Linked DNA regions of Mus musculus: all the other regions are linked to region 4. A link is a loop called in an ENCODE intact Hi-C map of the cell type or tissue named here. Cell type or tissue: left cerebral cortex. All regions are shown on one strand. Each heading gives the region's core, and the rest is flanking DNA. Links, peaks and the distances in the headings are about the cores only.

Region 1 (6,084 bases), core at 650-5,649, 180 kb after region 4:
ACAAAAGCATCTCATGCTTTAAATTCCTTTGGCTTATTCTGAAAATACCTTCCAAGGGAGTGTGTATCCTGTTAGCCTCAACAAGTATGGACCCTCTATGTGTTTAGGAGATTACACTAAGTACTATAGATGCCTGACCACTTCAAACCTTCATTCAAGTAAAGTTGACCATCTCTCTTGAAAAAAAAAAATCCCCAAACTGAAGTGCTCCTAAATAAATAAATAAATAAATAAATGTCTGATGTGACAGGAAGGTCAAAAGTAGATGACCCCACGGCTGATCTCACACCACAGATGCAGGCGACACAGAGAGCAGTATGCTCGACCCATGCTAATCACCATCAGAGAGTATTCATGAGACATAAGGAATTTTGTGCTTAGATTTGGATCTCATCCCCAAGATGTTACATGTACAAATACTCCAAAGTGAGAAGACATCCCCCAGCATTTCAGAGAAGAGACAGTCAATCTGTATCATTAGCATTTCCCTCTCATCATTGGGAAAGGTAGAAGAGGCATAGTTTAAGTCAGGACATTTCCACACCATGGCCATCCCACCCATTGAGGGTCAAGGTCAGTACCCAGCAGAAAGCAGGCAAGGAGATGCACATTTCCCTTGGCATGCCTTTACAATGAATACAAATACTCCACTTTACCCTTCCTCCTCCCTCCCTCCCTCCCTCCCTTTTTTCCTTCCTTCCTTCCTTCCTTCCTTCCTTCCTTCCTTCCTTCCTTCCTTCCTCCCTTCCTTCCATTCCTGTCATATCACTTCCTCTGTCAAATGCTTCCAGCTTCTCGTTACCCAGGATCCTTTGTGAAATCTGTTAATTACATCGCTACCTTAAGTCCCAAGATCCTTTGAACACACACCCCCACCCTGGAAGCTCTGTCTCACATATGAATCTTATTTTATCAACAGTCGCATTCCTGGGCTGCAGGGGGACTATAGGAAAGTTCACAGAATGAGGTTCTGCACCCACAGATGGCTATATGGTTGGCATTTTTTTAAAATCAAATATTCTGGCAGTATTTGCCCGTTGAGCCATAATGAAAGCAGCAACCTTCCTGTGCGGTAACACATGATCTCGTCATAGCATGGTGGTCCAGGGTAACACATGATCTTGTCAGAGCAGGGTGGTCCAGGGTGGGGACTGGGAGCAGTCTTCTGATGAGATGGTCCACTTCACCCTAAAAGTACCTTCGTTTTAACCTTCACAGTGATGAACAGCAGCGAGACTATTTAATGGAGAGACGGGACCTTGCCATTGATTTCATCTTTTCTTTAGTGTTAATAGAAGTCTTGAAACAGGTGAGTGATTCATTTACTATCACTTTCTATTTACACTTTGTAAGACTGACTACGTTTTAAAAGTCTGAATGTATGGCTTATGAATTACTGGGCAATGTGGACCCTGTTTATTGATTACAATAGGCCATGTGTCATTGTTGGAGTGACTATTATAGACAGGTTGTTTAATAATCTCTTCCAAATTCAATGTCATCTTTTTTTTTCCAGATCCCCCTTCATCCTGTAATTGACAGCTTAATACATGATATTATTAACTTGGCTTTCAAGCACTTTAAATACAAAGAAGGGTAAGGCGATTTCCCTCCTTAGAGTATTGACAACGTAGAACGCTAACTTCTAATTTAGCTCATTGATCTTTTCTGGGCACCAGACCCCTAACTTGTCTGCTTCTGTCCCACTCAGGTACCTGGGTCCCAACACTGGCAATATGCACATTGTGGCTGATCTGTATGCTGAGGTCATCGGAGTGCTGGCCCAAGCCAAGTGAGTGAGTGCCGGCGCCCTTGAGCCTCTAACGTACAGAAGCCTCTAACTTACAGAGCCTCTAACTTACAGAAGCATGTGCAGAGTGTGAAGCCAACTAGAGTCTCCCTCAAAACAGGTCCAAACTGCCTCTTCCATCTTGGCAGTTGGACCAGATCCCACCACATCCCTTCATTTCGGGCCACTGTTTCTAAGAAAGAAAAAAAAAATGTGTGTGACCAAATTACTTTCTCTCTTCTCAAATATTCCAAAGACATCTTTTAGTTTAGTTTTGTTTTGCTTTTCAGTCCGCCAGGACCAGATAGTTACTTACAGGCTCTCACTCGTAAGTGGGAAAATTCCATTCTACAATGTCCCTTTCACTACAGACCTTGCTTAATTCAACTGAGCTAAAAATGTCCCAGACATTGTCATGGAAACAAGTCAGGGGGGAAATTCTCCTTGCTAAATTTATCTGGCCCTGTGATACTTAGCAGGCTAGAACAGTGCCATGTTAGACTGTGAGCACTGATAAACTCATTCCAGACACGGTCACACCCTACCTGCCAGGCTTCATTCCGTTCAACTCAGAGGCAATCCAGTCAAAAGCCTGAATGGCTAGATCAGGTACAAGCAACTAAGGACATGGTGGGAATTCAGGCCAAGGAAACAGCTTATGGCGAATGATGCCCCAGTCCCCGTGAAGTGCAGTCGGGGGGGGGGGGGGTTGGGGAGAGGGAGAGGGAGAGGGAGAGGGAGAGGGAGGTCTGTCTTCAAGGGATGGAATTCTTCATGACCATTAAGTTAGTGCATTCCTCAACCCCCATTAGAGAAGCTACTTTTTGCAGTAGATGTCAATAATACAGGGACTCTCAACTGATCAGTGTACAGAGTAAGATACTATGGCATTCTCTCTCTAAGACAGCCATCTCATACTCCGTGTCTCTAAGGCCTAGGAAGCATCAGGGAAGAGAGAGCAGAAAGATGGTTAAGGACCAGAGGTAGTGTTTGCCTGCTGTGAAAATGTTTGCTGGACACGGAAGGGCTGTTGCCCGTATGAACTCGAAGCAGCTACGGCTCTGTGTTTAAGACCTGAGTAAGATCAAGCCAGCCCATATCCCTGCCTCACCCCTTGTTCCCATGGATACCAAAGTCTGGGATGCTCATGTCCATGCAAACAGCATATGCAGTCTTTCCACATAAGCTTTGCTCTTCCGACATACAGTTAGGTCACTCTGGGTAACCCATAACCCCTGATACCATATGAATGCTGTGGAAATAGTTGACACGCTGTATTGTTTAAGGAACAGTAAAAAGAAAAGAAAAAAAGACAAATGAAATTTCCTCACACCATGGAAGTGCATAATTTATCAAACTTTTTATGTCTTCGTCGTTGTCGTCATCATCATTATCATCATCATCATCCTTCTATTAGGAGGCACAAACAATTGGCAAGAGTCAGTTCTCTCCACTGTCAAGTCCTGAGAAGTAAACTCTGGTCCTCAGGCTTGGCAGCAAGCACCTTTATTTCCAAAACCATCTCGCTGGCCCCTCCAAAGCGTTTTCCTAATACAGCAACTTCACCTAAGCCAGGTAAAACCATAAGACCATAGAAAGTAGAGTCACCACCCCCCAACATGGCTTGTGTTGAGTTTTCCTTCTCTCTGATCCATCTTTCCAGCAAAGGAGTTGTCTGCTTTCTCACACAGGAAAACCTCAACGTTAGAAAATGGAGGTGGGACTGTCTGGAGGGCAAGGTACTGACATGAGGGAGAAGTATCAAGGTGAATGACAGACAGTCACAGAGGAGCACCAGATGAAGGCTACACTAAATGACAGGGGCTAGAGAGCTGGTCAGAGGTACAGAGGAGCTGAGTTCAGTTCCCAGCACAAGGTAGCTCACAACCACTTGTAACTCCAGTTCCAGGGGATCTGACGCCCTCTCCTGGCTACCTCAGGCACTGCAGGCCATTGTGCTTGGGTCTCAAATATACTTTTAAAAAAATCTATTATGATCTTGTGGTTCCTGAGTCACTAGGGAAAGGAGGAATGATGTATTTTAGAAATAGTTTCATTTGGGCTGGTGAGATGGCTCAGTGGGTAAGAGCACCCGACTGCTCTTCCAAAGGTCAGGAGTTCAAATCCCAGCAACCACATGGTGGCTCACAACCATCCGTAGCAAGATCTGACTCCCTCTTCCGGAGTGTCTGAGGACAGCTACAGTGTACTTACATATAATAAGTAAATAAATAAATAAATAAATCTTAAAAAAAAAAAAAAAAGAAATAGTTTCATTTAATTGAGTAGTGAATATTTTTGCATTAAACTGGATAAAGCTGCAATTATCTGGTCCTTAGTTCATGCATACTTAGAAATGATCTTGAAAAGAAGAGATCAATATGTATATTTGCTGACTCATCAGACTATGAAAAATCTCAGTATATTTGTAATTATACTAGTAAAGTTCTCTCATGTTATCACATGGAAAGTTTGGTATGTTAAAATAACAAAAAATAAATGTTTGTACTTCTCTTAGTTTTTATGAATAATGCATACTACTGCATATTGTCAAATGACTGTCCTTGGCTAGGCAGGCTCCGAACAAGTTGAGAAACAATGTCATGCTAAGTGTGTTAGCTCAAGCCATCGCCCCAAATCTCAGGTTACTGGAGCAGAAGGATTGCTGCCACTGAGAGGCTAGCCTGGACTACAGAGTGAGTTCCAGGACAGCCTGGGTGACACAAAGAAACCCTGTCTTGAAAAGCCAAAAAAAAAATGGGGGGAGAGAAAGGGAGGGAGGGAGAGAGAGAGGGAGGGAGGAAGCGGGGAGAGAGAGAGAGAAAAGAGAAAAAAGAGAGGAGAAGAGAGAAAAGAAAAGAAAAGAAAAGAAAAGACAAGACAAGAAAAGAAAAGAGATGGGCTGGAGGGATGGCTTAGCAGTTAAGAGCACTGGCTGCTCTTCAGAGGTCCTGAGTTCAATTCCCAGCAATCACATGGTGGCTCACAGCCATTTGTAATGGGATCTGATGCCCTCTTCTGCTGTATCTGGAGTGTATTTATATATATATATATATATATATATATATATATATATATATATATATATATATATATATATATTATCTTTTAAAAAAAGAAATAACTCAAATTATAAGATGTTCATTTCATTAGCAAATGCATTAATTGCTATCATTCAAGGTTAGGCTGTTGGTTGGTTGTTGATTGGTTGGTTTCTCATCTTTATTCATGTTTTTCATTTTTTTCTTTTTTTTTCTAATGTGTATGGATGCTTTGCCCTCGTGTGTGTGTGTGTGTGTGTGTGTGTGTGTGTGTGTGTATGTGTGTGTGTGTGTTCCATGTGTGTGCAGTACATGAGGAGGCCAGAAGAGGGTGCCAAATCCCCTAAAACTGAAGTTACAGGTGGTTGTGGGTGCTAGGAATTGAACCCAGGTTCTCTGTAAGAACAGCCGGTGCTCTTAACCACTGAGTAATTTCTTCAGGCCCCTTTATGTGAGTTTCATAGAATACCACAAATTGAGTCATTGTTTAATTCTTGTATATGCTAAATATAGCACCAAATGAAGTATTAAAGGAAACACCATAGATAATCTTCTTTCTTTAAAAAAAACAACAAAAAAGGAGACCATTATAAAAGAAATTAGACTTTAACTGGAAATAGATCTGCAGGTTGGCTGTATCCTAAAATAACATGTTTGTGTTATATGGAACTTTTCACAGTAAAAAAAAAAATAGTTGCATCTATTTTTAAATGAAAAAGTAAAATTTTAGCCACTGCCTCATCGTATTGACGTACTGAGTTACGTAAGCAGCCTGCCTTTTTCTACCTCTCCTTGTTAGCTGTGGATTAAGAGTAAAAGAATAGATGTATAACTGCAGGCCTTTTCTATGAGAAGTGCCTGTTATTCAACGGGAGAAATGAATTGATATTAATTACACATTCTGACCGTGTTCACTCTGAGATGCCTCTCAGTGACGTCCTCCGAGTGGGCGCACAAGGGTGTGTGGGGCTTCTGCTTAACCACCTCCACATCAGGACTTCCCACTCCTAAGCAATTAATGTGCTCAGCATCGCTCCTGAGTACCTACTGTGTGCCTGATCTTGTGGAGCCTGCACCTAGCTCAGAGGTGTCAGACAATAAGCATTAAAGGAGAGAACTGTAACACATTCAAGTCAAGAATCTTTCTGCCTGCCCTCCCTAGCCCGTTTCTCTTCCTCTTTCTCTTTCCTACCTCCTTTGCTTGCTTCCTTCCTTGTTTCCTTCCTTGCTTGCTTCCTTGCTTCTTTTCCTTTG
Region 2 (6,084 bases), core at 301-5,300, 65 kb after region 4:
TGTGTGTGTGCGCGCGTGTGTGCATGCACGCGTGACCTTGGCTTGGACATAAAGCTGTTTTTCACATTCTTGAAACCTCAGCATGCAATGAAGGCATCAGGGCTGTCTCCATAGATATCTAACCTCATGATGCTGAACTGATTTGTCCATGGAGTGACCAAGGTTGCCAGAAGCAAGAGAAAAAGTTGTTCTGCCCTAACGTGGCCTTTGCTTGTGTCCCATTAGTTATGGCTATGGTGCCGCTTGTGTAAGTCCCAAGGGGTGGGGTCTGCAGTCCCCCTCTGCCTCTAGCAGGTCAGATGCCACTCTCAGCTAGGCTGGTGGGGGAGGCAGTCTAGGTTGAGCAGGATCCCAGTCTGGTTGGGAATGAGTGCCCGGGACACATCGCTTCTTCCCAGTGCTAAAGTCATCTCTCTGTGAGAGGAAAGAGAAGGCCTTCTCTGATGATCTTTAATGAAGCAGCTCTCTAAGACAGTCTTAGCTTGCTCATATTTCTTTATGGGGGTAGGTTTGAACACATACACTCCATTCAGGGTGAACCGAGGGTTATATAGTTTGGAGAAAGGTGTGAGAATATCCAGGGAAGAAAAAGGTCATTGGCTGAAGGCTACGGGTACTGAGATGCCTCATCTGCACGTGGAAGAGTTCAGGCGCTGAGCGATTTGACTGATTACTTGTGATCACCTGGTTGAGGCTTGCCTGGTTCCTTGCTCCCAGGCAAACATGGAACAGGGAGGGAGCTACCACACTCCTGCTGGTCTCAGGGTGAGATTCTAATCTCAGCTTTTGAGATTTCTGGAGTTTGGACATGCCCAACCTCACGTGTTCCATGCTAGTTCCTCTGGTGGCACAGTCCCCATGCCCTACAATAACAAGTCACTCAGACAGTCTCAGATTCCAGTAGATGAGTAAATTCTTCTTCCTGATACAAGGGTAATGTAAGTCAATATTGCAATGGAGATGCAAGCGGAGATGCTTTGTGACATCTGTGCTGCCAACCACTCTGGCCATAAATGCCATATCACAGAGGAAAGAGCGTCTTACCTAATAATAGCAGGATAAAATTTCCTCAAATAATATAGCTAGAATGGAGAAAAATAAATAAAACCAAAAAAAACTAAACAAACACACAAACAAATGCCTAGTACCCCGGGCTAGTGAGCATGTCCTTGCTAGAAATATCTTTCTAGAGTACAGAACTCTGTCTTCTATGGTATGGAGAAGGTCTGGCAGAATTGCCTATGTTTGGAGAAAAGGGCAGGACTCCACTGAGGAGACTGAATGAAGTCCAGATGAAAGGCAGGGAAGGCTCGAGGTGGGTGAGTGGGCAGGCCCTGGAATAACTAGGAAGGAGAGGATGCAACAGAGAGCTGAGGTTAGCACCAGGGAAAAGTGGTGTGTGTGTGTGTTTGTGTGTGTAATTTGATAACCGCCTGTACTGCTTTTCTACCGTTGGGCAACACTGTGTACTCACACAGTGGGAAGCCTGACCCTTTGCTCAAGGTCAGAACCAAGGCCTTGACCAACCTGAACTCTTCCCTAGAGGCTCTGGGAAGGCTGTTTCCTGGCTCACACCAAGTACTGCCAGTACTTACAAGAGGTGGTTCCTGTTATTGGCTATCACTTTGGATGTTGTAACCAAGTATCAACCGCGGGCTACGTGTCTTACACAATAAACAATTATTTTCTGGCCACTCTGAAGTGTGCCAGCCTAGTTAGGTATTATCAAGGTAGATGACGACTGTGTCACTGTCTAGTCACGTAACACAGAGAGAAACATGTAGAAGAAGATTCCTGCAGGCTCTTCTTTCTGAGGGCAGTAATTCTGAGACCCCGGGCTCCACCCCATGACGTCATCTAATCCTAGTGACCCTCCACAGGCCCCATCTCAAAACACCACCACTCTGGGGCTTGCCCCTTCAATACAAACTAGTTTGAGAAAGTACTGTTTGGTATCTGAGAGGCATTTCTTCCTTCTCTCATGGCACCTTCACCATGACAGCACAGGGGCATACCAAATCGGCCACCCCCGCCGCCCCGCTGCCCCGCCCCCCTCCCCTCCCCACCCCTCCCCTCCCCTCCCCGCTGCCCCGGGGCCTTGCATGTCTTTCCCCGGCAGAGGGCACTGTCTGTCTTTGGAGGCCCACCCGGATGGTTCCAGGTTGAAGTTCACTTCTGATGACTGATGTCAGCCAGGGGTGATGCTTCCCAGAGGTTAGGAGGCTGCGGTGGGGCATCTTTGGAAGACATTTCTGTGATTTCTGCGTACTGCATCGTCCCTTGTAATGAAAAAGTTAGACTCAAGGAGATTTCTTTGAAGATCTAATTTTATTGTGCAGCCGTATCACAGTATGGTTATCAGATGTAAAAGGCAGTAAGAAACCCCGCAGTAGTCATTCAGCCTTTTGAGGACGATGTCTGTCGTAAGGAAGGTGGACTAAGATCCAATAAGACAGGCTGGTGATGTTAGGTGGGTCAATGGCTTCAAGCATCTCTCTCCTTCTGTGCTAATTGCCGCCACTAGGTGTCACCATATGCAGCTGCAGAGACTATGAGTATGATTTGAAGAAGAGGTGAGCAGCTCCCCTTCCAGAATGTTCGGCTCCTCACCCATTGGGGAACTCAGAAGTCTGAGAATGATCACAGGAGAAAGGCGGACCTCCTCCACGGGTAGACAGTGCAGTCGCCTGGGGAAGGGGCTTATTGGCCTCACTGTTAACTTGGCTTTCAGACCCTGGCTGTATTCATTACACAAGTGAATAGACTGTAGATACAACTGGGAACCCGTGGGGCAGAGGACTTCTGGAGCCTGGGATGGAGGACCAAGGGGCCGCCCTTCAACTGTTCTTCAGCCTCAGAAAGGGAAGTCAAGTAAGAGGAAATAGTAGGAGAGCAACCCGTTTGCTATTTGTTGGTACTCTACCCAGGCAGATACTGTAGTAAGAAAAGCAAATCGAAAGGGGATGATGAACACTGCCTGGGCCCTGTGCAGTGTCCGCGAAGCTGGGCACAGCCCCGCCTGGCTGACCGCTCCCTGGTAGGGACCTATGTCCTGGGCAAACACCTGTTTCTCTGCTGGGGAGTTTCCACTCTGTCCAGAGCACAAACTCCTGAAGTATTCAAAGGTGTGTGCATTCTCTTCCCTAACAGAAGGGAAATATAATCTCTTTAATTCATATGTATGTATGTATGTATGTATGTGTGTGTATATATATATATACACATATATATGTATATATATATAAAACCTCTGGTCCCTGAAAGCTACTGGGGTGTCAGTTGGCCTTGGCTCATATCATCCACTCTGATTGGAAGGAACCATGGCCCACTGCTAAGCCTGGCAGGGAAAGAGTACACTTGGCTGCTTCAGAAGAAAAAACAGGCTCTGGGATGCAGGGGTAGGGAGGTGAACAGTATAAGGAATGTACCTCAAGCTCATGTGTGTGTGTGTGTGTCCATAATTATGCAAGGGAATATATACATATACCCATAATTATGTATAGAAATATATATATATATTTACATATATATATATATACATATATATATATATATATATATATTTGTCTTATAATCTGGTTATCCCCACTCAGTTGTGTGTCAGGCTCATGTGGATTACATCAGACTCAGAATATTTTTATGGTGGCAATGTGACTTTGCTAGCCAGGGTTTGCCAAGACATCATAGTGAGATGTGGTGTCTTTCAGGGAAGTGACTGAGCCTTCACCTATGTCAGTGATGTTTACCTGAGTCTTCTTTCAACTGCCTATTTCAGAGGTAGTATTGGTTTTTCCAAGTTCTGCATTCATAACTAGTCGATGGACCTGTCCCTTCCCCCCACCCCCGTTTGCAGCTCCATCATGATATTGCAGACAAGGGATGAGATCGTGTGTAGTCCTACCCACTGAGTACCAGGCCCCAGCACAGTGGTTCTCGACATTTCCAAGGCTGCAATCCCATAATTCAGTTCCTCCTTTTGTGGTTGATAAGTGAGCCAATTCAAGCCAAATTAAAGTATAAAGGCAGGTTTATTTGGGGCACCTCTCAGGCAAGTTCACTGACCACACAGGAGGGGCTGAGTGAAGCCATGCAGAGGGAGACAGGGGAAGGAAAAGAGAAAGAGAGAAAGCGTGCTCACAGATGGAGAAGAGAGAGGCAGCCACCAAAATGTCTCTGGGGAGTGGGGAGAAGCCCAGCCCCTGGGGTGTAAAATTCAGGACAGAGGGTGGGGTATGCCAGCATATCCTGTAACAAATAGGTAGGGACTGAGGGACCCGACGCTGGGAGAACCTGGAGGCCAGGTCCTCTTTGGTACGTAAATATGCACCTCAGCTGTTCTTCCCAAGTCTGAATGCCAACAGTGATGATTCCCCAACCAGAAAATTATTTTCCTTTCTATTTCAGAACTGTAACTTTGCTACTGTCATGAATTGTAATGTAAATAACTGATATGCAGGATGTCTGACATATGATCCCAGAGAGGTTGAGACCCACAGGTGGAAGACCACTGCCCTAGCAGATGCTGTTATGGAAATAACTATGACTATAAATATATTTGAAATTAAATTTGCTCCTTACTGTATCAACAAAGCCTAAACACTATTTATCCTTCAAGTTCCCAAGGCATATTCTGATAAAGGATCAATCTTAAGAAATGCTGCCGGGCAGTGGTGATGCACACCTTTAATCCCAGCACTTGGGAGGCAGAGGCAGACAGATTTCTGAGTTCGAGGCCAGCCTGGTCTACAGAGTGAGTTCCAGGACAGCCAGAGCTACACAGAGAAACCCTGTCCCGAAAAATAAAAATAAAAAATAAAAAGAAAGAAAGAAATGTTGTGTTTTGCTACCTGGCAGAAGTTTTCTGAGTTCTGGTTCCTGGGGAGGGGAAGGGGGAGGGGGAGGGGGAGGGGCAGTCCATCATCAGGCCACTCCACGGGTCCTTGCTTTGCTTCTCTCAAATTGCCCCGGGATTGGCAGACTCTGTGCCATGTGGGTGCTGGGAATTGAACCTGGGTCTTCTGCAAGAGTAGCTAGTGCCCTTAACTGTTGAGCCATCTCTCCAGCCCCTTGAGATATAATCTTCATCCTTTAAAATAAATTATTTGCAGAGCGGGGCCCAGGGGAAAATTTGCTTCTTGGTCTTAATTCTGCTTTATTTCTGTATCCCCTTGTAGACTCCCTCTTCCCTCTGAGAATGTGGCTTACACAGTTGGGCTTGAAAACATAGTTTATCCAATCTCAGGAAAAGTGGCAGTAGCTCGGTGACAGAGTGACCCAGTTACATGCAAGAGCCTGCTGAGTGTCTCCACCTGGTAGCCACAGGGACGATCAGGTGTCGCTTCAGAAAGGAACATCGGGCCAGGATCTTGTCCATTTCAGAGAGGCCAAACTCACATGTACTGAGTCTTCAAAAGGGCCACCAGTGAGAACAGCTTGTCTTTCTTAAACTCTGTGAAATTTTTTTTTGTTTTCTATTAAGGGAAAAAAAAAACCCTAAAATTGTATTTGCTTCTCAAAAGAAATGTGTTTCCTACTTCAGAGATAGGGTTAAGAAGACAAAGAAAGAAGAGTTAAAATTATTTTAGCTGCTCATATGTTTGGGGACTTGCACTGTCCTTTTCTTCCCAGTAAAAGTTGTTTTTAGCTGCAAGTTTTGTTCAGATAACTTTTCTAACTGTATGCCCAGCCATCATGTTCTTACATGACCTTCTTAAAATTCCATGGATGCCCATGTGACTCAGCTCCTACCGAATCCTCCCTGTGTATACCCTAAAGCCTAAAATTATATACCACAAAAGAATCTGTGTGTAGAATACTCACTTAAGAGGAAAGTTTCTTCTTTCATATTTTATATAATGAGGCTCTTGAAATGTTTGTTTGTGTGATCATCATGTGTGTGTAAGTGTGTGTGTGTGTGTGTGTATGTGCCTATGCACCATATGTGTTAGTACCAGCAGAAGCCACAAGAGGGCAGTAGATTCTCCTAGCACTGGAGTTATAGATGGTTGTGAGAGGCCATGTGGCTACTGGGACCAGGACCCAGGTCTTCTGCAAGAGCATCCAGTGCTTTTCACTGCTGATCCA
Region 3 (6,084 bases), core at 300-5,299, 260 kb after region 4:
AGAAAGCCCTCAGCCAGCCAGCTGCTCTGAAGTGTGTCCCTATGCTCAGGGTGCAGGGTATGGACTTAAATCCTGCCCTGCCTTGCAGAGGTTGGCTTAGGGAGCCCAGTGCTGGTTTAAATGCTGCTATCTTTCCAAAGGCAAGGTGTTCTAGGGATCCCAGTCCCAAAGCATGATGACACCTCATGGGCAGGTGGCATCTCAAGGTTTGAGCAAAGCACCCTTAGATGTAGAAATATTTAATCTTGACCTGGGGTTTCTACCCTGCCTTTGACCATTTAGTTCCCAGATTAAAACCACACACACAACCTTTATATTTACAACAACCCTTAAACTGTACAAAAGCTGGACTGCTGCCTACCCTCCGTGCTGTTAGAATCTACTTTCCTATCGATAACCCCGAGTCATTGCTTACTGTGTCCGTCTGGGATGCTCTTAGCTCCAGCCAGCCAGCCCTCAGGGCCATGTTCTTATGGCTCACCTACCCCATGGCGGCTTCTCCTTCCTCCTCCCTTACCTTCATCTCCCTCGTGGTCCCTCTCTGACCCCCAAGCCTGGGAAACCTAAACCCCACATATGACTCTTCTTCCCAGGTATTGGCTGTTGGCATCTTGATTTACCACTCTGAAATAACTTGGGGAGAAGGTGTACTTGCGGGCTCTCTCATCTCTGGGACAACCAGGTGTCAGGAGCTCACACTTAGCATTCCAATAGATAGCAAAAGGATAAACCTCAACACCCGCACATCATTTCTTTTGATTTCTCAAAACAGCCATAAATAAATAAATAAATAAATAAAGTATTCTCTACTATGCTCTTGTGACAGAGCACTGGGTGAGGTTAAAAGAGAGACTAGAAGAACATTCCAGTCAGAGGAACAGTAGAAAAGAAGTTCCTGAGACTAGACCAAGTCTTGTCTAGCCATGTACAGAACAGCAAGGTAGACATCGTGCCTGGGGTGGAGGGAACAGTGGGGGCATGGGAGGCAGTTAGCCATAAAAGAGGAGCTCGGTAGCCTTGACTCCTCAGGTCATTTTGTGGGCTGCAGGCTTCCTTAAGGGAACCTCTGGACAGTGGACAAGGAAAGACACATGGCCAGTTTTTCCAAAGATGGCTCTCTGTAGAACACGGGGTGTGTGTATAGTAGAAGCAAGATGGCAGTAAGGAACCATGGTAACAGAGGAAAGTGGACCAGACACAGAGAACAGTAACCATGGTAACAGGAGAGTGGACCAGACACAGAGAAAAGTGACAGAGCTCGGACACGTGGTCAGATGGATACAAGGGGTGTGTTTACAGGCAGATCTCTCCAAATGTGTTGAAATGTCAGTTTCCTCAGCATAAAATGGGGGTGCTCGTAGTAGATAGCCATGACTAGACTCTTGAGGTAAAAAGTACACAGGACAGTGCCTGATGTGGTAACTGTCTGGGTCAGTCCCTTGTGTTGTTGCAGAATGACCCTAGGTCTCTTGCTCTATGTTAGCTTGAAATACAGAATTGCATTTCTCTGCAGTGGAAATCATAATTGAACATTTTTTATATAAATTATTATTTATTTATTTTATATATGTGAGTACACTGTCTCTGTCTTCATGCACACCAGAAGAGGGCATCAGATCTCATTACAGATGGTTGTGAGCCACCATGTGGATGCTGGGAATTGAACTTCAGACCTCTGGAAGAGCAGCCAGTGCTCTTAACCACTGAGACATCTCTCCAGCCCCATGATTGAACATTTTTTTTTTAAAGATTCATTTATTTATTATATGTAAGTACACTGTAGCTGTCTTCAGACAATCCAGAAGAGGGAGTCAGATCTTGTTATGGATGGTTGTGAGCCACCATGTGGTTGCTGGGATTTGAACTCCGAACCTTCGGAAGAGCAGTCGGGTGCTCTTACCCACTGAGCCATCTCACCAGCCCGATTGAACATTTTAAAATGTATTTTTCTTTGCTCTATAATGAAGAACTACAAATCGTTAAGTAATAATTTATCAAGTAATTACATAATCAACTAATTCTAACCCAGTTGATGGTGCAATCCACACATACTGAGCCGACATTCTGGCAAGCATGCACTTACAAGATTTTTCCTAAAAGCACGGACTATGGTAAACATAAGTCTTTTCCCCAGAAAGTAAAGCAGCCATGTCCTCCTCACCCTGCAGATGATCCCATCTCTCCCTACACCGGCTGGTTGTTAAGTATTACGGAAGCCAAGCAGCCACAGCCCTTACCCATGCCGTGCAGTGGAGGATGCTGGGCCCCCTTGGTCGACTACCTCCCAGAGACCATCACTCCGAGGGGGCCGCTGCACAGGTGAGCAGCATGCATAAGCAAAGGGAGACGGGAGCCTTGACCAGACTTCTCTATCAGTGAGACGGGGACTTTTGCCAGGTCTCACAAAGGAGGCCCTTTTTGAATCCGTGTGACCTTGCCGACCAGCTTCTAGAACATTAGCAGTTTAGCGAAATCTCAGCCTATGACCCTCCGAATTTTAACTCTATAAGATCGTGAGACTTAATTCAATGCTGCTTGTTAGACGGCACCACGCAATGTATACGAGTGGGCTCAACCTCGATGTCTCCTTTTTCTTAAGTTCTTGTTGCTAGAAGATTCACGGTTCTGTGATAAGATTTATGGATATTTCCTGTAGTGGGGCTCTGTGTTGTCTCTGGGGAGCTGGAGAGATGGCTTCACAGAAGGCCTGGATTTTATGGCCAGCACCCACCTGGCAGCTGCTGCTAAATCCTGTTCCAGGGGGAACCCAGTGCCCTCTTCTGGCCTCCATGAGTACTGCATGCATGAAGTTCACATTTAGACACTCTTATATGCAGAGTAAAATTAAATAAATCTTAAAGAGTCTCTCTCCCTTGTATAAATATTTCTATCATTTTTTTAGTGATCCTATGCAGCATTGAATTGTGACTTGACCTGTTGGTGTATTTTCATCCTCTGTAGACGTTCATGCTCATTTTTCTGTTTTGATGGGCAGGTGTAATATTGCTGTGATCTTTATGACTGAGATGGTGGTGGATCACAGCGTGAGGGAAGACTGGGCTCTTCATCTTCCATTGTTACTTCATGCTGTCTTTTTGGGTAAGACTGGCTCTAAGGGGGATTCTAACCAACAGGATGATAAACATGCAGAGGTCTGGGCAGTGCTGGTGAACATCTTTTAATCCCAGCACTCAGGAGGCAGAGGCAGGCAGAGCTCTGTGAGTTCGAGGCCAGCCTGGTCTACAGAGTGAGTTCCAGGACAGCAGGGTACACAGAGAGGCCCTGTCACCTAGGCATGTGTTTCGTTACACATAGGTTACACTCTGAAGTGAGCCCTTTCCCTCCTCAGTTCCTTTCGGTGTTCATTTCTATCATATGTAACGTTCCAGGTCATCAGTTATCGTGCAAAACTGGCATATCTATAATCTAAACGTATTAATGATGCATCTTTCAAGACACCCAAAATAGTGTGGACTTATTTAGGGGTCTTTGGCTGAGGAAACAGATGGAAAGCCATGAAGCCTTGTCAAAGCAAAAAGAGACATAACAGGGAATGTGGCAGGCTTAGCAGCTAGCTTGAGATGTCCAAGTGTCAGGCAAGAAGTGGAGGGGAACCATCTAGAACGTCTGTTAAGTTAGAGAGCCTGGTGTGGTGACACACGTGTATCTGTGATCCCACCACTCAACGGCTGACCGAGGATCTCAAACTCAAAACCAGCCTGCACTTCCCAGCAAGACAGAGCTCACAAAGACATGTTTCTATTAAACAAATAAACAACAACAACAACATTTTAATAGCAGATGGGGGAAGAGATAAAAGAAACCCACAGAGAGGTCAAGAAAAGGTCACCTGTCAACATTTATTCAAGCACTTCATTTAAGTCACAAAGTATCTTATTTTTCCATAAGCCCAACTTCTTTATGTTGATTTCTCCCAGCATCCCAGAGTCTTCGCTATCCACAGAATCTCAGTGAGCTTTAGCAGCTGTTTATATTAAGAGACTATGCCCTCTGTTCCAGGTTTGGACCATTATCGGCCAGAAGTCTTCGAGCACAGCAAAAAGCTGCTGCTTCACCTCCTCATCGCCCTCTCTTGCAACAGTAACTTTCACGCCATTGCCTCTGTACTCCTGCAGACCCGCGAGATGGGGGAAGCGAAGACACTAACCATGCAGCCAGCTTACCAGCCGGAGTATCTCTACACTGGTAAGAGGAGAATTGAAGCTGTGTAGCAAGTGCAGGAAGCTGTGCAGTTCATGATGTTATGCTCAACTTTCTGCATGATAAAATGTTTCGTGTAACATGCCTCCAAAGCACCTTTTCATGGCTGAGTATCTTAAAGTGCATTTTTCATAAACCTTTTATCCACTGCCCTGTGAGTATGTTCCTATTGATGTATTTACACGGAAGGATGAAGTTGTGAAATAAGGTGACTATGCTCCTCGCCCCCCTCCTGCCCCCCGCCTGAGCAGGACAGGGCAAGCATGCAGGTGTCTCTCTTGTGCTTTCTTATTACCCTGAAGGGGTTTTTGCTTTATGGAGACTATGTTTTACTGAAATCTGACAGAACACAAATTTTAAAAATAGAGAAAAGGGAGGTAGTTGTATGTATACATTTTTAAACCACAGTATAACTAAAGATATTCAGTGTTAAATATATAATGAAAAGAACAGTATTCTCTTATAAGTCTTTGAATACCATGTGATATAGCTCATTAAAAGATGCTAATATAAGGTTAGGGTATAGATCAATGATAGAATATACACTTAGCACACATGAGGCCATGGGTCTAATCCCAAGCACCAAATACATATATGCATGTATGTACACATTGTATGTTCATACACACACACACACACACACACACATATTAGATACACACTTAATCAAGCTCATAGCCACATTTACTCAAAAACGTTAAATATAACTTACAAGCAGCCATTGGTTAATATTTCTTAAAGAAGTCATTTTAAATTGTCCAATACTTGAGACTAATTTCCTGACAGTATAGTTGGTGACTGACCTTTGGTAGCTCGGTTATTTATTGGTCAGGCCAGTGTATGTATAATACATATATGTACCACCCCTTTGCCACAACAGCCAGCCAAACCCCAATGTGAGATACAGCATCTCTCCCCATGGTGCCAGACACTGGTGTGCGCAGCAGTGCCTCTGAGGCCTATCATAAGCAAAGAAAAAACATTTGTGCCAGGCAGTGGTGGTGCACGCCTTTAATCCCAGCACTCAGGAGGCAGAAACTGGAGGATCTCTGTGAGTTCAAGGTCATCTGGGGCTACACAGAGAAACCCTGTCTTGAAAAAAAACAAAAAAGAAAAGTGATCGCTATTGATCATGACGACATAACCTCATAGCCTCAGTCCAAATCAAGTGGTTTTTGTTTTGTTTTTAAAGACTTATTTATTTATTTTATGTATGTGAGTACACTGTAGCTGTCTTCAGACACACCAGAAGAAGGCATCGGATCCCATTACAGATCATTGTGAGCCACCATGTGGTTGCTGGGATTTGAACTCAGGACCTTTGGAAGAGCAGCCAGTGCTCTTAACCACTGAGCCATCTCTCCAGCACCCTCAAGTGTTCTTTAATGTCACCTTATTCATACCTACCTCCAAGCCCCTGCAACCTTGCTGGCACCTTAGCCCTTTCTTCCTTTGCCTTCTCGTCCCACTAGGCGGCTTTGACTTCCTGAGAGAGGATCAGTCATCCCCAGTGCCAGACTCTGGCCTCAACTCCAGTTCCACCTCCTCCAGCATCAGTCTGGGGGGCAGCAGCGGGAACCTCCCACAGATGACCCAAGAGGTGGAAGATGTCGAAGCAGCCACTGAAACGGACGAGAAGGCCAGCAAGCTCATCGAGTTTCTGACGACCAGGTAATGGGGGTGCTGGGCGTCCGGCTGCTGCTCCAGACGGCTGCTGTTGAAAAATCGCCAGCCCTTTAAACCACACAGCTGGGAAATCGATCTTTCTGTTTGGAAGAAGTCCTACTTCCTCCTGATTGATACTGGCCAGAGTCAAGGGCAGATGCTGTGAGAGGTGTCTCCTATCCCATCGATGGAATGATA
Region 4 (6,084 bases), core at 752-5,751:
TATGAATAAATGCAGGAAGTACAGGCATTCCTGGCTCAGACACCAGCACCATCCTCAACAGACATCAGTAAGATTGTGTGCCAGGCAAACCCCAGGCTGACTCTCCTGTGGTAATGACTCCTAAGGTATAACGTTCCTATGATAAAAGGAAAATGGGTGTTATCAGGATTGTTGACACTCAGTAACATAGCTCAACTTTACGCTGGTGAATGGCTTCCATTTAGGGAACATTGTTTTCAGTAAATGGGACAGCCAATTGTTGATACTACTTTGACCTCTTTTCTGGACATCGACACCCTTGACTGAATAAGTAGCAGAGAAGAAAATGGAAGGCAAGGAGTGTGGATAAACCAACTTCTAATGTGGATATTGCAATGTGTGTTTATAAAGCTAGAAATATGCCAGTATGTATCTAGTGAATTTGGCTAGAGAAATTGGGTCGGCTGATCTTGTATCTCCATTTATCCTATCAAGAAGAGGGGACATCAACTGAAGAATTGCCTCCATCAGATGGACATGTGGGCAAATCTATGGGACATTTTCTTGATTTATGACTGATGTGTGAGGGTCCAGCCCACTGTGGGTGGTCCTATCCCTAGGCAGGTGGTCCTGGGTAGCTAAACAAATCAGAGGAAATAAGTCAGTAAGCAGTGTTCCTCCATGGTCTCTGCTTAAGTCCCCCCCCCCCCCCCTTTCCTGGCATCTCTCCCTTTCCTCCCTGAGTTGATTTTGGATGATATTTTCTCTTAGCAACAAACACTAAATCAGAAGAGTAATAAATAAACTCCACAGGACTTGGGAAAGTGAAACGAGGTACCGTGACCATTCAGCCATGCTTGACTAGATCCTGGGCGTTTTAGGGCAGTCTTTATTCTATGTTATTTTGAGAAGTGTAGTCCAGGCTAGAAGCAAAACTTGCTGGGCTCACAATAGGCTGTTGCAGCCTGCTAGTTACATTGTTGCAGATTTTCTCTTCAGTTCAATGCTCTGGTCACCCTTCTCTCCACAGCTTGGGATAAGACCACAAGGGTGCTAATTGATATCACTTGCCACTTGTTCTAAGCTAACCTTCAGGCTTCCGGTGGCTGTCTTCTCTATATAATTCACTCCTCTCGGGCTGCCTCTCTGATACCTGTCCTGAAGTAGTTGCTTGCTACCATGTTCCTGAGCTCTTCTGGGTCGGCCCTAAAGATTTATTTCTAAGTACACTGTAGCCATCTTCAGATACACCAGAAGGGGTCATCAGGTCTCATTAGGTGTGGTTGTGAGCCACCATGTGGTTGCTGGGACTTGAACTCAGGACCTTTGGAAGAGCAGTCAGCGCTTTTAACCGCTGAGCCATCTCTCTAGGCCCTGATTGAGTTTTTCAGAGTTCCGTGTTTGTGGTCTGCATCCGTGAAGAGGGCTGGACTGTGGCTGGTGATCTGATAGGTCTCCCTGGCTTCATTGTCCTTACTCATGGGGTTGTGTGGCAGCCATAAACTCCAAGTAGGTGTTAACAGAAACAAAAGGCATGGGTGCTTTTCTGGTCTCTGCCCTAGCCTGCCCCCTTCCACTCTACTTTTTGTTTTGTTTTGTTTTTGTTTTTCGAGTCCTCTCTACTTTTGACTGGTGCCAGTGAAATAGGAAGCAGGCCCAGTGGCGGGATCCAGTCTGAGTTAACCCGTGTAACTACAACCCCTCTGACTCCTAAGCCAAGCTACACCCCTTCCCTAAGGGTGTGGGTAAGGCCAAACCCATTGACCAGAGTAAAGAATTTTTTTGTTTATTTGTCCTTGAAGGACTATTTATGGCATCTTAACCATGTGACACTCTTGAGACTGTAATTACAGAGTTTCGTTTGAGAAAAATCTATAACATTCCTTGTCTTACTTTCTCCATCTGGGATTTTGTATTGAGAGCAGTCTTATCTTGGTGGCCTGTCCCCTCCCCACCCCCACCCCCCTTGAGCATCCCCAGAGGCTACTGTGTGGTTTCCTTGGTGGCTTTTTTTTTTTTTTTGGAAACACTCTCCTGTTGCTAGGCAGATGGACCAGATTACATAAAATGTAGATTTTTTTTTTTTTTTTTTTTTTTTTGGAGAAGCTCTTTTGAGGGGCTAGGACCTGCAAGAATCAAAAGGCAGCTTGCGAGGTTTCCAGGAATGAGGCTAGAGGTTTAAAAACTGACTGATCAAAAGGATTTGAAAACAAAACAGAATGGCTTGCCCTGGTTTCCTTTTCATATATTTAACAAATGTGCACAGGGTGAGGCCATTCTCCTTCACCAATGTTTATTTCTTAAAGTTTGGTTTGTTTGTTTTTTCTTATTATAAGAGAAATTCCCTCTCATGACCAAAAGAACAACGACAACAACAAAAAGATAAAATTAAGAGATAAATTACAGAATGTAATTCTGCCTTATATGGAGGCAAATTAGTGTGTGTGTCTTTTTTCTGTTCATTTTTATTATCTCTCTGAGAATTTCATACAATGTATTTTTTAAGATTTTAATTTTAAAAATAAAATAAAATGCACATAGATGTTTTATCTGCATATAGGTGTGTGTATTGTGTGTGCACAGTGCCCATGGAGACCAGAAGATTCCCCTAGAACTGGAGTTATAGATAGTTGTGAGCTGCCTTGTGGGTGCTGGGATTTGAACCTGGGTCCTCTGGAAGAGCAGCCAGTGCTCTTAACCACTGAGCCATCTCTCCAGCCCAGCCTACAATGTATTTTGTGTGCATTTGTTTCACACACACACACACACACACACACACACACACACACACACACACTACTCAGAATCATTCTCCCTTCCCTTCCACAGAACTCATTTGAGTCATATTTTCTTGATACCTTCGTTTCTGTGCTTTAGAATATTTGCTGAATTCCAGTTAGCTTTTTAATACTTCCAGTTTGTTTGACTCCTACACAGGAACTCTAAAGTCAGTTCTAAATCCATGCCAATTAAAGGAGCAACTTTTCATTCCTGAGGCGTGAAACCAGGCTAATGGCACTTTGGACAGTAAATCTTCTTTATTTAGAGATAGGGTCTCAGCCTTCCTCAGGAATTACAGTAGTGTGTGTGTGTGTGTGTGTGTGTGTGTGTGTGTGTGTGTGTGTATGCGCACGTGCCACGCGCGCCCGCGCATGCCCAGCTATTCAACCTTTTTAATGGTAAGTTTAATAATTGTGTGCTTTCCTTAAATATAAGCTCTTGTAAATCACCAGTAGCTCTTCATGGAAGTTTCCCACAAAATAAGCACTATATAGAATTCCAGAGATTTCCTTTTTGAGCCCAAATGTTTGCCACTCCACATGACACCGGATCCAGTTCCACGTGTGGGCATGGTTAGCATCCAGGCTGGTTGTTTGAGACATTCCTCTTTAGACACATTAGTGGTTTCTCACAAGGCTCATTTCCAAATGGCTATAGATGCAGTCGGTAATGACGGTAAAGATACGAAGCGAGCACCAGAGGGAGCTAGAGGCACGCAGTTGTCTGCATCCACACAGCGCCCTTAATGAAAAAAGATGCCATGAAATTGAAAAAGAGCAAGGGGGAGGGGGTGGGGTTTATGAGAGGATTTGGAACGGAAAAAGGGAAGATGGAAGTGGTGTGGTCATATTATAATCTCAAAAAATAAAAGGAACATTTTAAAGCAGTATTTCTTTAAAAAAAAAAATGCTATCTTGTCCTGAGCAGATATTTTTGAAGGGATAGAATATAACGTTAATATGTGACCTATCTTTTCCAGCATCTGGAATTTGGTTTTTTAGCAAACGTTTGAATGTGAATGACTCGAGTTTGAATCTTAAGCATCATTTAGGGAGTCTGAGTATCATATGCAAACAAACCAGCCTTATACATGTAATTTCTCATTATGATCCTGTAAATAAATATCATCAGGTGGTTTGCATCATAAGGTGAAGTCAATAAATCTGTGTAAATAGCAACACAGATTTGTGTGTGTGCGTGTGTATGTGTGTTAATACAAAAATTAAAATCCAGGCTCAATACTGATAGAAGAAACTTTCTTATTGCAAATGTTGTGATCTTAAAACCTCAAAATGAAAATTTCATAAAATGAACTGAGACTGGAGAGATTGCTCAGTAATTAAAAGCACTGGCTGCTCTAGCAGAGAACCCAGGTTCAATTCCCGGCACCCACATGACAGCTCACAACCAGCTGTCACTCTAATTCCAGGAGATCCGACACCCTCTTCTGGAATCTGTAGATACTACACGCACATGATGCATGGACACATGCAAGAAAAATCATAGACATAAAATCAGTAAATCTAAAGAATTAAAAAGAAAATGAACTGAATTGAAACAACCGTTGAGTCCTTCCACTTTCTCTCCCTTCTTGTTTCTTCCCTACCACCAACCCGGATGCAGTCACAGGCCTCAAAAGAGTCAGTCTGAATGCATGGTCATATGACTTGGGTCCCTCCTCTGGCTTATATGGATCCATTGTCCCATTTTATCCCTGAATTCTTTTTTTTTTTTCCATTTTTTTCAAGACAGGGTTTCTCTGTGTAGCCCTGGCTGTCCTGGAACTCACTCTGTAGACCAGGCTGGCCTCAAACTCAGAGATACACCTGCCTCTGCCTCCCAAGTGCTGGGATTAAAGCCATGTGCCACCACTGCCCAGCTTATCCCTGAATTCTTTGAACAAGGCTGACAGAGTCTTTGTTAATACTACTGATTAAACTAAAATCAGATAACTCTGCCCAACATGTATAATTCCATCCCAATATATATTGGAATAACTGACCTAAATCTTTAATTGTTTGGACACTGTAAGGAAAGAGTAGGCATAAGGAGTGTTTTTATTGTTGTTTTGGAGGGTTTTGTTTTGTTATTTTTTTTTTCCAAATATGTCTTTCTCCCTGTAAATGACGTGGTTCCTCCAGTTTCATGGGTAACTTTTGCTGGAAGAGAAGTTCACTTTCTTTTCTTTTTTTTAAAACATTTTTTAAATTTTATTTATTATTATACAATAAGTACAATGTAGGTGACTTCAGACACACCAGAAGAGGGCATCAGATCTCATTACAGATGGTTGTAAGCTACCCTGTGGTTGCTAGGATTTGAACTCAGTACCTTCGGAAGAGCAGTCAGTGCTCTTAACCTCTCAGCCATCTCGACAGCCAGCAGTTCACTTTTGTAACTGCAGAAGCACCTCTCGAGCCCCCAGGCCAGTGAAACCAAATAGATTCACTTTATTTTATAGCCATCACCAACCTCTATCTCCAGCTGTCTTTCCACATTTCCAGACTGAAACTCAGTATCCACCGATGAGTGAAAAGTATTCTGAGGTATTCTAGATCTAATCAGAAGAGCCAGAGAAAGGAGGGAGAAAGAAAGAGAGATGACACTGATTCATATGTGATAGGCCGAGCAGAAGGAAAAAAAACACTTTGCACGTGTGGGTAAGGGCCAGACCTTAAGTTGACCCCTGCACTGACCTTGTATGTCCTACCCACAACCCCACCCAGTTCAGAAGCTTTGAATGCTGCAACCAAACCACTGTCCTTGTCCATAACCCATAAAGCCTCGCTGTCTATGATCTATGCCTCCATCCCCCAAATTTCACCCTCAGAAAGGGTGAATGCTTCTTTGAATCATTTACTTCCAGAGGTCCCAAGTTCAGTTCTCAATGCCTGTGTTGGGTGTATTATCATTTCCTGTAACTTAAGGTCCAGGATCAGATACCCTCTTCTGACCTCTATAGACCTTGCAATTACACACACACACATACACAATTTAAACATAAAATAATTCTGTAAAGATGTAGCTGTACCACTTATAAGTGGTAAAAATCCGTTACATGTTTTAAATTTTAAAATCTGCTTTTAAAAAAAACACTCAGTTCTCCCATCATGTAGACATTCTGTGAAGCTCTGAGGTAAAGAAAAGACAAGAGGGACAGATCAGTGTTTGGGGTAGATGTTTATGTAGGGGAAAAATTAAAACAGATTGTGGTAACTTTCAGGTATGGTCAGGTATGGTGGCACATACTTGTAACCCCAGTACTTAAGAAGTTGAGGCAGGAGGATCATTCGTTTGAGGCCAGCATGAGCTAAATAGCAAAGT
Region 5 (6,084 bases), core at 422-5,421, 200 kb after region 4:
TTGACCCAAGTTGCTTTTGAAACAGAGCAGGGCAGCTTACTCTGAAAATTAATGATTTCAAAATTAGAATATTCTTTAGTGCTCCTGTAAAAGCTTGGCAGAAAAAAAAAAAAAAAAACAAGTAAAGGGTTATAAGCTGCCCCTGGAAAGACACAAGTGTAGGCTCAGACAATGTTTCCCTACACAGGCATTTCACGATAGAAGGTTCTAAAACTAGAAGCTGTAAGATCAGGATGAACCTGTGGGATCAGTGCTACACAGACTGGAACACGTTCCAAACTCCAGTTCCAATCTCCAGGGTGTGCACCATGCCCACTGTTGCTGTCACGGAGTGGGATGCACAGGGGAAGAACCCTGTGTCAAATGTGAGCCCTGGACAGACTTCATCTGTGAAGAGCTCTGGGTTGAATTTTGTAGAAGTCTTGTATCCCAGGAAACATGGAAGAGCAACTTGTTAGCCAAGATAAGGGCAAGGATTGGACTCAGTGAGTAGCCCATAACCACCTGTAACTGCAGCTCATGAGATCTGACACCCTCTTCTGGCCTGCATGGGCACCTGCACCCATGCTCACACATACACACTTAAAGTATGAATCTTTAAAATGTAATGAAATCCAGGTATGAGAATGGGCACCTGTGATCCCAGAATTAGGAAGCCTGAAGCAAGAGACTTGCCATCTTCCCAGCCTCCTTGCTTCCCACCTTCCCATCTTGACTTCTTTCATTTATAAAATGAATAAAAGTAAAAGACCCTGTTATTTCATTTAATAACAGGGTCTTGTTCTATATCACAGCCTGAACTATATATATCTTTAAGCCAGCCTGTGATACATAACAAGACCCTGATTCTAAATTCATAAATAAATGCTAGGTTATCTATATGGATGGTAAACTGCTAGAAGCCAATGCCCTAATGGAAAAGGATATTCAAAAATTGCTTGATGAATTCCAAGCAGAATAAAGTCATATCGTTTATGTTTAAATCTGAGCCCAGTACGAATTAGATGTGACTGTTCCTAATGTCATTAATACATAGAACACATTCTAACCCCCATCTTACACATTCAATAGGGAGGAGATGCCTGAAGAAAACTTGGCTTCGAATATAAACTTTACCTTAAATAGCTTCGGGGGTTTTTATTTTCTGTTACACAATTCCATTTGAGAAGGGACCAGACCCTACCGCATGTACCCCCTTCATAATCTTCTCCCCTACTCCCCCAGATGCTTCAGGGTGAGGAGCCCAGCATTTGCATCCTCCATGTTACCCTGGTAGCTTCCGCTGGTATGTTCTGCAGAGCCAAGCTGATGAGGGTCAGAGTGACTTGTGTGAGGAAGAGAGCTGTGCACACAGTCGCATGTTCTCAAAGTAAACCCACCCATTTAACATTGATGCCTTAGTCTGTCTACAGCATGAGACAGGACAGGCTGGGAGGAGCAGGCTGCCTTGGGAGCACAGGCAGGAAGTCTTTGGTATTTATACTTAGTTAACGTAGTCACCCATATTTATCACTGTGGAGTGATGGGGACTTTCAGTTCCTTGTCATTGAGGTATCATCCTTCAGTCACTCCTGGTCAGTGATTTCTGTCTGTTGTGTCTTAGGTTAGAGTCTGGATATCCTGAGAGCAAGAGGTAGAGAGAGAGAGGAAGAGAGTATACAATTGATGCCTACGTTTGTGTCAATCATACAACACTTAACTGGAAACGAGGGGACAGGCTTTGAAAAGTTACTGGTACTTTCAGAAAGTCATGTTCATTGCACTGATTACTGCATGCTGATTTTTTATGCTCCAAGCTGTCTAGTTGGAACCATTTCAAATTCTCTTTTCTTTTTCTTAAAAAAAAAAAAAAAAAAAAAGATTTATTTATTTATTTATTTATTTCATGTATGTGAGCACACTGTCGCTGTCACACCAGAAGAGGGCATCAGATCCCATTACAGATGTTTGTGAGCCACTGTGTGATCACTGGGAATTGAACTCAGGACCTCTGGAAGAGTAGCCAGTGCTCTTAACCCCTGAGCCACTTCTCTAGCCTAAATTCTCTTTTCTTGAACAATAACAATAAAATAATGTCCCAGTGAGGCCCAGATTTTTTTTTAAAGGAAATAAAGAAACCTTAGAGGTCAAGAAATTCCCTTACTGAGCTGGCTGGATGGTTAAGAGCATCTGCAGGTCCCATGGAAGGAATGGAAAGAGTGGGTTATATGTAAGAAGGGTGGTATCTGGGGCTTGCTGGCCAGGCAGGATCTTCCTCGTAGAGTTTGCTAGGGCAATTTAGGGAGTTGCAGAAGGATGCTATGATATGAAGGGTGCCTTACCATGAGGTGGGGGCAGAAGTGGTCCTGGTGGGCAGATCCATAATGCCCCTCAAGTTCATATGCCTCAGGAGGGCTTTAAATACAAAACGTAACTTATTTCTTGTATTCTTGGGGTATTATTTGACTGTACAGAGATTAAAAGAGAGGAGACAGGCTGGATGCAGGCATCACTGATAGCATCCTGAAATGGCAAAGTCAGATACCACTACCTACTCTCTGGGCAGAACAAATACAAATTTAAGCCAACCACGTTGCTGTTCAAATTTTAGGAACAATCAGAATATTTGTTTAGTACAATAGAAAATACTGTTCCTAAAGAATGAACAGATAGGGGCTAGAGAGATGGCTCAGTGGTTAAGAGCACTCACTGCTCTTCTGAAGGTCCTGAGTTCAATTCCCAGCACCCACAGGGCAACTCACAACCATCTCTAATGGCAGTTTGGGTATTCGATGCCCTCTTCTGGTTTCTGCAGGTATTGCACCCATGTGGTACCCTTACATATATGCAGGCTAACGTTTATACACATACCATTTTTTTAAGTTGAAATTAACCCAAAAGGCATTGAGAAAAGCCACTGGAACTGGAGATCTCAGTCCGCAGTCAGGTTGAGAAGATATAGGCTTTCATGGTTCACAGTTTGAGCACTGGTTTATGCGAGAATTTCAGGTGACTTAACTGTGCACTAGACACACTGAAAAGGGAACTTTGTAAGGGAGAGATGGACCCACTGAGACTAGAGGCAGGTAGATTCATACCCACACCAGCTGAGTTCAGAGGCTGCTTTTCATCATTAAGCAAGAACACCAGAGACAGACAGTTGCTGATGTGGGTCAGACTGCATAGTCTGGTTAAATGAAAGGAGAATATACATGTAACTTCATTAGTTACAACCCAATTTAACAAATCAAAGCATTGTACAAATCAGATCATTAGCATGCAAAAAATTTTTAAATTGTATATAAACAGGCACTTCTCAAAAACTGGATCCCACCCCACTTTAAGCTAGACAAGTACATGTAACATTTACATAGAAGGGTAAGCATTCGAGAATATGAAAAACTTTTGTAAAAAAAATTTGCCTTTAAATATTAATATATCTGTTGCTCTTATTGTTTTTTAAAATCTGGTGCTGGGTACTAGATTTAAGCGTTGAGTACTATGGGCCGGCATTTAATCCAGAAGCTACACCCATAAACCCTATTGTGCAATTTCTTTTTTTCTTTAAATTTTCTTATAGGTATATACTGTATTTTGAGTTATACTTCCCATGCACACCCCATTCCTCCTACCCACTTTTCCCCTTCCCCTTATTCCTTATCAATCCCCTCTGTCTCCCAGGTAATTTCACTTCTACTTTTATTTAATATTCACAAGCTTTATGTGACTACATAAAACTTAGGATCACAAATATGAACAAGAACATGTAACATTGCCTTTCTGGGACTGGCTTAATCCTCTCAATTTGGTTATCTCCAATCGCTCCTGTTTGCCTACAGTTAACTTAGCTTTGCACCTCTTTATGGCTGAGAAGAAATCCTATTTATTATTTATGGCATTTTTTTCTATCTATTTCCCATTGCTGGATGCTGCAGGGACCATTGATGTGCATTCTTCTCTGTGATGTGACCAGGTCCAGTCCTATGGCCTAAGTCAACCAGGGTGTGGAGTCTGCGTAAATGTACAGGCGTACTACAGCTGGGCGTACTACAGCTGGGTCTGACGGTGGAAGTACTTAAAAAGTCATGGACAGTGGAAAGTAGATGTGCCAGTTATTAAAATGTATTATGACTATATTAATTAAATTACTATTGTATTCACATTTGGGTGGACAAATAGAACAATGAATAAATAAATAAAATAAGCTAGGAGCAGATACAGATACATAGTAATAAATAATAATATGCAATAATTACTATTACCATATCAGTATTAGTTAATTTTCTTATTAATATTTGCTGTATTTATTATATATTTCGATAGTGTATAGTATAACCTAGTAATATTAGTAATGAAACAAACTGGGAAAAGATAAAGATACAAATACTCTCCTATCCTACCTTAAGAAACAGGAGCTAGGGCTAGAGAGATAGCTCACGTGGTTAAGAGCACTGCCTGTTCTTCCAGAGGTCCTGAGTTCAATTCCTAGCAACCACGTGGTGGCTCACAACCATCTGTAATGAGATCTTGGGCCCCCTTCTGGCACACAAGTGTACTCAAAGATACTCATACATTAAATTAAAAAAAAAAAAAACTTAAAATATTTTTTCTCCATGTCTAGGTTTTAGTATAGTATGTAGTATATCTTAGTCTCACTAAGTATTCAAGAGTAATTCAGATGCAATGGAGAATAGAAAAATCAGAACAATAACTGCATGAAAAGACATCATCTATCATGGGAAGACCATCCAACTCTTCTGTAAATGCTATGCCATTATACTGGTTGCCTGGCACCTCCTGAATTTCCATTTTGGCAAAAGACAGAGCGAGGGCTTCCTGTGACATTCCCCTGTCTCACTATCATGATCATAACCATGGGTTATTTATCCAGTGAACACCAGGAGGCAGATGGTTCAGGTGACCCAGATGGTGACATATGCCTTGTATGTGCCTGCCTCCAACCCGGTTGGCCCTCCCCACGCTTAGGAAAGACCCTCCTACATAGTGTGCATTCAACTAGTAACCTTACAGTTTGCATTCTGTTACAGAATAAAGACCCCAAAATGGCTCGCGTTGCCTTGGAATCTCTCTACAGATTACTGTGGGTTTACATGATTCGAATCAAATGTGAAAGCAACACGGCCACTCAGAGGTAAGGCCGGGTGGGCGTGAGCGAGCATGACAGGTGAGCTGGGCACACGCAGGGTGAGCCGGGTGCCCTTGCAGGGCGCTAGAGTCAGGCGTGCTCAGCCACCACACCATGCCCGGGGTTCTCTTTTATGGCTTCCCGACCTGGCCTGGCTAAAACCTGCTCAGAGCCAGAACTTCACCACTGTCTTAGCAGTAGGTCTTTAGCAGCCTCCTCTGGGACAGGGTCTGCACAGGGTCTGCTTCTGTGCAGCATGCAGCACTTTAAGGAAAGAAATAGCTGTCTATTATTTTTCTAGCTGCCCTGGGTTTTCCAAAAAAGAAAAAGAAAAGAAAAAATAGAACCTCTTCCTAAGAGTAATTGTGCCAATGGAAAGGGATGAGTTGGTTTGGTTTGGTTTTTTTTTGGGGGGGGGTTGTTTGTTTGTTTTCTGTTTGTTTGTTTGTTTGTTTGTTCTTTGTCCTCTGATACTAAGATGAAATTTGCATCATCCCCTGACAACTAGATCTCAGCCAACCTTGCTTGTTTTCTCTTTTTCGCCTGCCCTTATCTTGCAGCCGACTCATAACCATCACCACCACGCTTTTCCCCAAAGGGTCCCGCGGCGTGGTACCCAGGGATATGCCTCTGAATATCTTTGTGAAGATTATCCAGTTCATCGCCCAGGTAACGCCCGTATGTCTGCAGCGGCCCCCTCAGGCGTAGTAATCGCGTAAACAGCCCGCAACGATCCTTCATACATCCTGACCTCTTAGAAAGGGATTGCTTCTCCACACAGCCTATTCTTTTGCTTCACAACAGTCCGTGGATATGTTGAATGCCTTTGGCCTCTAGGAAGTAAACTGAGAGATGAAGTTTAACTGATTCCTCCAAGGCTACAAAGCCCAGCCGTAAAACCTCTGTAGCACAGATAAGGGCCTGCCTGGGTCAGCCCCAATCACAACAGAACAGAGGAA

What was found. Hi-C counts contacts between places; a loop is a spot of excess contacts. Peaks named below come from ENCODE experiments on the same cell type or tissue, not always from the same donor. Only the 100,000 strongest peaks of a DNase experiment are listed, where the experiment ranks them.
Region 1: a loop joins it to region 4, with 4 times the contacts of the local background. A loop is called at or near these places in 2 of 42 quality-filtered maps.
Region 2: a loop joins it to region 4, with 4 times the contacts of the local background. A loop is called at or near these places in 10 of 42 quality-filtered maps.
Region 3: a loop joins it to region 4, with 9 times the contacts of the local background. A loop is called at or near these places in 18 of 42 quality-filtered maps.
Region 5: a loop joins it to region 4, with 2.0 times the contacts of the local background. A loop is called at or near these places in 7 of 42 quality-filtered maps.

The regions. Positions count from the first base shown.
Region 1 is chr5:150,344,335-150,350,418 of GRCm38, forward strand. Fry (FRY microtubule binding protein) reads left to right here. Exons shown (of 61, transcript NM_172887.2): 5 at 1,219-1,309; 6 at 1,517-1,596; 7 at 1,712-1,792. Among named protein-coding and RNA genes, the nearest start is that of Gm36299, 60 kb to the right of the region's middle. In left cerebral cortex, for the core only: CTCF peaks have their summits at 3,713 (motif pointing left) and 5,211; a DNase peak (open chromatin) is centred at 2,191; H3K27ac peaks cover 2,170 bases.
Region 2 is chr5:150,230,829-150,236,912 of GRCm38, forward strand. It overlaps a transcript of Fry not described here. Among named protein-coding and RNA genes, the nearest start is that of Fry, 26 kb to the right of the region's middle. In left cerebral cortex, for the core only: a CTCF peak has its summit at 2,515 (motif pointing right); DNase peaks (open chromatin) are centred at 2,180 and 2,545; H3K4me3 peaks cover 301 bases.
Region 3 is chr5:150,424,033-150,430,116 of GRCm38, forward strand. Fry (FRY microtubule binding protein) reads left to right here. Exons shown (of 61, transcript NM_172887.2): 37 at 2,169-2,319; 38 at 2,996-3,099; 39 at 4,021-4,206; 40 at 5,694-5,892. Among named protein-coding and RNA genes, the nearest start is that of Gm36299, 19 kb to the left of the region's middle. In left cerebral cortex, for the core only: a CTCF peak has its summit at 2,798 (motif pointing left); a DNase peak (open chromatin) is centred at 2,769.
Region 4 is chr5:150,165,459-150,171,542 of GRCm38, forward strand. It overlaps a transcript of Fry not described here. Among named protein-coding and RNA genes, the nearest start is that of Gm52797, 37 kb to the left of the region's middle. In left cerebral cortex, for the core only: CTCF peaks have their summits at 3,447 (motif pointing right) and 4,210 (motif pointing left); DNase peaks (open chromatin) are centred at 2,144 and 3,419; H3K27ac peaks cover 1,335 bases.
Region 5 is chr5:150,364,442-150,370,525 of GRCm38, forward strand. It overlaps Fry (FRY microtubule binding protein), which reads left to right. Exons shown (of 61, transcript NM_172887.2): 12 at 5,028-5,131; 13 at 5,686-5,794. Among named protein-coding and RNA genes, the nearest start is that of Gm36299, 40 kb to the right of the region's middle. In left cerebral cortex, for the core only: CTCF peaks have their summits at 532 (motif pointing left), 1,953 (motif pointing right), 2,784 (motif pointing left) and 4,530 (motif pointing left); no DNase peak of the experiment used is centred there.